2 separate regions of the Homo sapiens genome follow, and region 1 is linked to region 2. A link is an interaction called in ENCODE POLR2A ChIA-PET data of the cell type or tissue named here. Cell type or tissue: Caco-2. All regions are shown on one strand. Links, peaks and the distances in the headings refer to the core of each region. The heading gives the core; the rest is flanking DNA.

What was found. Peaks named below come from ENCODE experiments on the same cell type or tissue, not always from the same donor. Only the 100,000 strongest peaks of a DNase experiment are listed, where the experiment ranks them.
Region 1: POLR2A ChIA-PET joins it to region 2 with 7 read pairs; 2 of 35 experiments call an interaction of 5 or more read pairs at or near these places.

What each region holds. Positions count from the first base shown.
Region 1 is chr11:57,415,682-57,418,589 of GRCh38, reverse strand. SLC43A3 (solute carrier family 43 member 3) reads left to right here. Exons shown (of 14, transcript NM_199329.3): 8 at 703-842; 9 at 1,920-2,017. Among named protein-coding and RNA genes, the nearest start is that of SLC43A3, 10 kb to the left of the region's middle. In Caco-2, for the core only: no CTCF peak of the experiment used is centred there; no DNase peak of the experiment used is centred there.
Region 2 is chr11:57,282,539-57,285,446 of GRCh38, reverse strand. No RefSeq gene overlaps it. Among named protein-coding and RNA genes, the nearest start is that of TNKS1BP1, 41 kb to the left of the region's middle. RefSeq lists an enhancer at 794-1,678. In Caco-2, for the core only: no CTCF peak of the experiment used is centred there; a DNase peak (open chromatin) is centred at 1,554.

The sequences.
Region 1 (2,908 bases), core at 94-2,593, 130 kb before region 2:
CAAGTAGCTGGAATTACAGGCGTGCACCATCACGCCCAGCTGATTTATTTATTTATTTTTAGTAGAGATGAGGTCTTGCTGTTTCCCAGGCTGGTCTCAAGCTCCTGGACTCAAGCAATCCTCCTGTCTTGGTCTTCTAAAGCACTAGAATTACAGGCAGGAACCACTGAGCTTGGCCCTGCATAGTGCTCTTAAAGTTCATCCATGTTGCAGCATGTGTCAGAATTTCTTTCCTTTCCTTTTTTTTTTTTATTTGGAGGCAAGGTCATGTTTCATTGTCCAGGCTGGGGTGCAGTGGCCCAGTCATGACTCACTGCAGCCTCAAACTTCTGGGCTCAAGAAATCCTCCCACTCAGCCTCCTGAGTAGCTGGCACTACAGGTGTATGCCACCACACCCAGCTAATTAAATAAAAATTTTCTAGAGAAGGGGTGAGGGTCTCACTATGTTGTCAAGGCTGGTCTTGAACTGGGCTCAGGTGATCCTCGTGCGTCCCAAAGTGCTGGGATTGTAGGTGTGAGCCAGCATGGTTGCCTCTTTCCTTTTTTAAGGCTGAATAATATTCCATTGTGTGTATAGATCACATTATGTTTAGCTGTTCATCTGCTGATGGACCCTTAGTTTGCTTCCATCCTTTGGCTATTGTGAATAGTGCTGCTATGAACGTGGGTGTGACACTGACTTTTTCCTTCTCCTTCTGCAGCTTCTTTATGAAAAAGGCATCAGCCTCAGGGCCTCCTTCATCTTCATCTCTGTCTGCAGTACCTGGCATGTAGCACGCACTTTCCTCCTGATGCCCCGGGGGCACATCCCATACCCACTGCCCCCCAACTACAGCTATGGGTAAGGACTATCTGGTGATTGTGGGCCAGAGCCCCTCATTGGCCCTAGGGTGGGATGGACAGGGTAAAGCAAACCTATCACAGGAGAGGAGGAGGACTGGAGCAGTGCATCTGTTAGCTATTGCTGCATAACAAACTATCTCAAAACTCAGCAGCCTAAAATGTTAAGCATTTATTATTTTTCACAAGTCTGTGGGTAGCTGGCTAGTTCCGCTGATCAGGGCCAGATGTAGATGATTTTGACAGGGCTCATTCATACATCTGATCATTTGGAGGATTACATGGGGGCTGGCTATGCTAGGATGGCCTCACTCACATAGGTTTGGAGTGACAGGGATGCCTGGGTCACGTGGCTGTCATCCTCCAGCAAGCCAGCGTGGGCTCATTCACACCGTGATTTCAGGGTTCTGAAAGAGTGCAGAAATGCACAAGCGTTCTTGAGATTTAAGCTTGGAATTGGCACAGCCACTTCTGCTGCATTCTTTTGGCTGAAGCAGTTCACAAGGCTGGCCCAGATTCAGGGCATGGGGAAATAGAGCTGCAGTCTCATTCAAATTGGGGGAAATACAGAGGAGGTGAAGAAATGTGATCATTTTTGCAGTCATTTGCCACAAGGAGTAGAGGAAGGGCATTCCTTTGCTGCTCACTTACTAATTGTCAGACCCCATGTGCTCTCTGATTTCATCCTCACAATAATCCTCTGAGATATCCTTATCTCCATTTTCTAAATGCAAAAAATGAGGCTCAGAAGGGTTAAGTCTGAGCCATCTTTCTGTTGCTAGGAAGAGGCAGAGCTGGGATTTGAACCTGGGCCTGCCCTACTCTTTTCATGCTTCCTAAACTTTGCTGCTTATTAGAATCACTAGATTCACATAGAGATCTTAGAAAAGGAAGCCTGGCTCTCACCTCCAGACATTCTGATTTAACTGGTCTGGTCTGCAACCTGGGCATCAGAGTGGCTAAAAGGTGATTCCAAAGTGCGGTGGAATGTGGGATTCACCATGCTATTCCCTCCAGTCTGAGTCTCAGGTTCGGCTCACAGTCCTTGGCCTTGCTGGTGGGGCTTTTGTTTCCATAGCCTGTGCCCTGGGAATGGCACCACAAAGGAAGAGAAGGAAACAGCTGAGCATGAAAACAGGGAGCTACAGTCAAAGGAGTTCCTTTCAGCGAAGGAAGGTGAGCCCTGCTGGCTAACCCATCTCTCCTCCAGACCCAAGCCTCTCCTTGTGCCTTTCCTGGCCCCTCACCTCCAGAGCTCCCCCAGGGACCCAGAATCAGGAAAGGCAGGACAGAAAAAGGGCCTTAGGCATCTTCCCAACCCTCTCACTTAATGGAGGGTCCAGGGCTTTCGTCTCTTTTCTGTCCCTCTTTTCTCTATTTCGCATCCTATCACTTCCCCACCCCTTGAAGCCCGCCTGCCATGGGTTGCCTTCCCTTCCCCCCACTCCTCGGTTCTGCCCTCTTCTGTGATGCCATTGCACTAAGTCTGGTACAGTGCCCCCATTTCTCCAGGTCTCCTGGGTCCGCCCTCTCTTATTGTCCCAACTCTATCACTGCTTCCTTTCCTTCCTCTCTGTTCTGCGTCTTTGGTTACACACATCACAAACCGCAGCTAGCTACAGTAGAAATAAGAACGGGGTGGGAGAGGAGATGGGAGATGCAGGTCGAAGGACAAAAAGGAGCAGATGAGCAGGATGAACAGGCCTAGAGATCTAATGCACAGCACGAAGACTGTAGGTCATCAAACTGCATTGTGTTTGGGACTTTCCTAAACAAGTAGATTTTAACTGCTCTTGTCACAAAACAGGTAGAAATGTGAGATGATGGATATGTTAATTTGCTTAACTGTAGTAACCATCTTAGTAGCTATATGTATCCTATGACCTCATATTGTATATCTTAAATATACAGAATAAAATTGATTTTTTTGTTTTTATTTTTACCATCTGACAATTGGATCCAAAACATGTATTTATTTATTTATTTTAAAGAAAGAAGAATAGGGTTCTGGGAAGCTTCCAAAATCAAGGGAGGACATTGAACTTGCCAGGGTGTAGGACCTATTTT
Region 2 (2,908 bases), core at 144-2,643:
TTCATCACTAAAAAGAAATACCTGAAGCTAGGTAATTTATGAAGAAAAGAGGTTTAATTGGCTCATGGTTCTGTAGGCTGCAGAGGAAGTATGGCACTGGCATCTGCTCCTGGTGAGGGCCTCAGGAAGCTTACAATCATGGAGGAAAGCAAAGGGGGAGCAGGTGCATCACAGAGCAAAAGCAAGAGCAAGAACGAGAGAAGAGGGAAGTCGTAGACTCTTTTAAACAATAAACAATCAGATCTGGCAGGGCATGGTGGCTCACCCCTGTAATCCCAGCACTTTGGGAGGCCGAGGTGCGTGGATCATGAGGTCAGGAGTTCAAGACCAGCCTGGCCAAGATGGTGAAATCCTGTCTGTACTAAAAATACAAAAATTAGCTGGGTGTGATGGTGGGCACCTGTAATCCCAGCTACTCGGGAGGCTGAGGCAGAGAATTGCTTGAATCTGGTAGGCGGAGGTTGCAGTGAGCTGAGATTGCACCATTGCACTCCAGTCTGGGTGACAGAGCAAGACTCTGTCTCAAAAAAAAAAAAAAAAAAAATCAGATCTCGCATGAACTGGTGGAGAGAGAACTCACTCATTACCAAGGGGATAATGCTGAGTCATTCATGAGGAATTCGCCCCCATAATCAAATTGCCTCCCACCAGGCACCATCTCCAACATTGGAGGTCACATTTCAACATGAGATTTGGAAGGGACAAACATCCAAACCATATCATTCCGCCCCTGGCCCTCTAAATCTCATGTTCTTCTCACATTGCAAGATACAATCATTCCTTCGCAACAGTCTTCCAAAGTGTTAACTCGTTCCAGCATCAAGTCCAAAGTTTTAAGTTTTATCTGAGACTCACTCCTTCTACCTATCAGCCTGTAAAATCAAAAGAAGTTATTTACTTTCAAGATACAATGGTGGTACCAGCATTGGGTAAATATTCTCATTCCAAAAGGGAAAAATCAGCCAGAAGAAAGGGGCAGTAGGCCCCATACAAATCTGAAACCCAGCAGATCAGTTATTAAATCTTAAAGCTCCAAAATAGTCTCCTTTGATACCATGTCCCACATCCAGAGCACACTTATGGAAGGGTGGGACTCTAAGGCCTTTGGAAAGTCTGCCCTTGTGGTTTTGCAGGGTACAACCCCCATGGCCACTCTCAGGGACTGGAGTTGAGTGCCTGAGGCTTTTCCAGGCTCAGGATGCAAGCTGCTGTTGGCTGTACCATTGTGGGGTCTGAAGAGTGGTGGCCCCTTTCTTACAGCTCCACTGGGTAGTGCTCTAGTGGGGACTTCGTGTGGAGGCTCCAACCCCGCACTTTCCCTTTGCACTGCCCTAGTAGAACATCTCTGTGGTGGGGTCCACCCCTGCAGGAGGCTTCTGCCTGGGCTCCTAAGCCTTTCCATGCATTCTCTGAAATATAGGTGGAGCTACCAAGCCTCCTTCACTCTTGCATTCTGCACACCTACAGGCTTAACATTATGTGGAAGCCACTAAGGCTTACAGCATGAGCCCTCTAGAGTGGCAGATTGAGCTGTACCTGGGCCCCTTTGAGCCAAGGCCGTAGCCAGAGTAGGCCTGAATCAGGAAACAGTGTCCTGAGGCTGTGCAGGGCAGCAGGTGCCCTGGGAGTGGCTCCTGAAACTGTTCTTTCCTCCTAGGTTTCTGGGCCTGTGATGGGAGGGGCTACCTAGAAGATTTCTAAAATGCCTTCAAGGCCCTTTTTCCCATTGTCTTGCTTATTAGCACTTGGATCCTTTTTTAGTCACACTAATCTCTCTAGCAAGTGGTTGCTTTGCGGCCTGCTTGTATTCCTCCTCTGAAAATGCTTTTTCTTTCTTTACCACATGGGCAGGCTGCAAATTTTCCAAATTTTTATGCTCTGCTTCCCTTTTAAATACAAGTTCCAAACATAAGTCATTTCTTTGTCTCTGTATTTGATTGTAGGTTATTAGAAGCAGACATACCACATCTTGAATGCTTTGCTGCTTAGAAATTTCTTCTGCCAGATACCCTAAGTCATCACTCTGAAGTTCAAACTCCCACAGATCCCTAGGGCCTGAACACAAAGCAGCCAAGCTCTTTGCTAAGGTGTAACATGGGTGACCTTTGTTGACCTGCATTCTCCATTAAGTTGCTCATTTTTATCTGAGACCTCATCAGCCTGGACTTCATTGTCCATATTTCTATCAGCATTCTGGTCACAACCCTTTAACCAGTTTCTAAGAAGTTTCAAACTTTCCCTCATCTTCCTGTCTTCTTCTGAACTCTCCAAACTCTTCTAACCTCTAACTGTTACCCAGTTCAAAATCTACTTCCACATCTTCAGGTATCTTTATAGCAATGCCCCACTCCTTGGTACCAATTTTTTTGTATTAGTCTGTTTTTGCGTTGCTATCAAAGAATAAGTATTCCTTGAGACTGGGTAATTTATAAAGACAAGAGGTTTAGTTGGCTCACAGTTCTGCAGGCTGTACAGGAAGCATGGCACTGGCTCTGCTCCTGGTGAGGGCCTCAGGAAGCTTACAATCATGGAGGAAGGCAAAGGGGGCGCAGGTGTGTCACATGGTGAGAGTGTAAGAGAGAAGAGGGAGGTCTCAGACTCTTAAACAACCAGATCTTGTTGCAGGAAGTCAGGGACCCCAAATGGAGGGACTGGCAGAAGAACGTGGATTGTGAAGATTTCATGGACATTTATTAGTTCCCCAAATTAATACTTTTATAATTTCTTATGCCTGTCTTTACTGCAGTCTCTAAATTGTGAAGATTTCATGGACACTTATCACTTCCCCAATCAATACCCTTGTGATTTCCTATGCCTGTCTTTACTTTAGTCTCTTAATCCTGTCATCTCGTAAGCCGAGGAGGATATATGTCGCCTCAGGACCCTGTGATAATTGTGTTAACTGCAC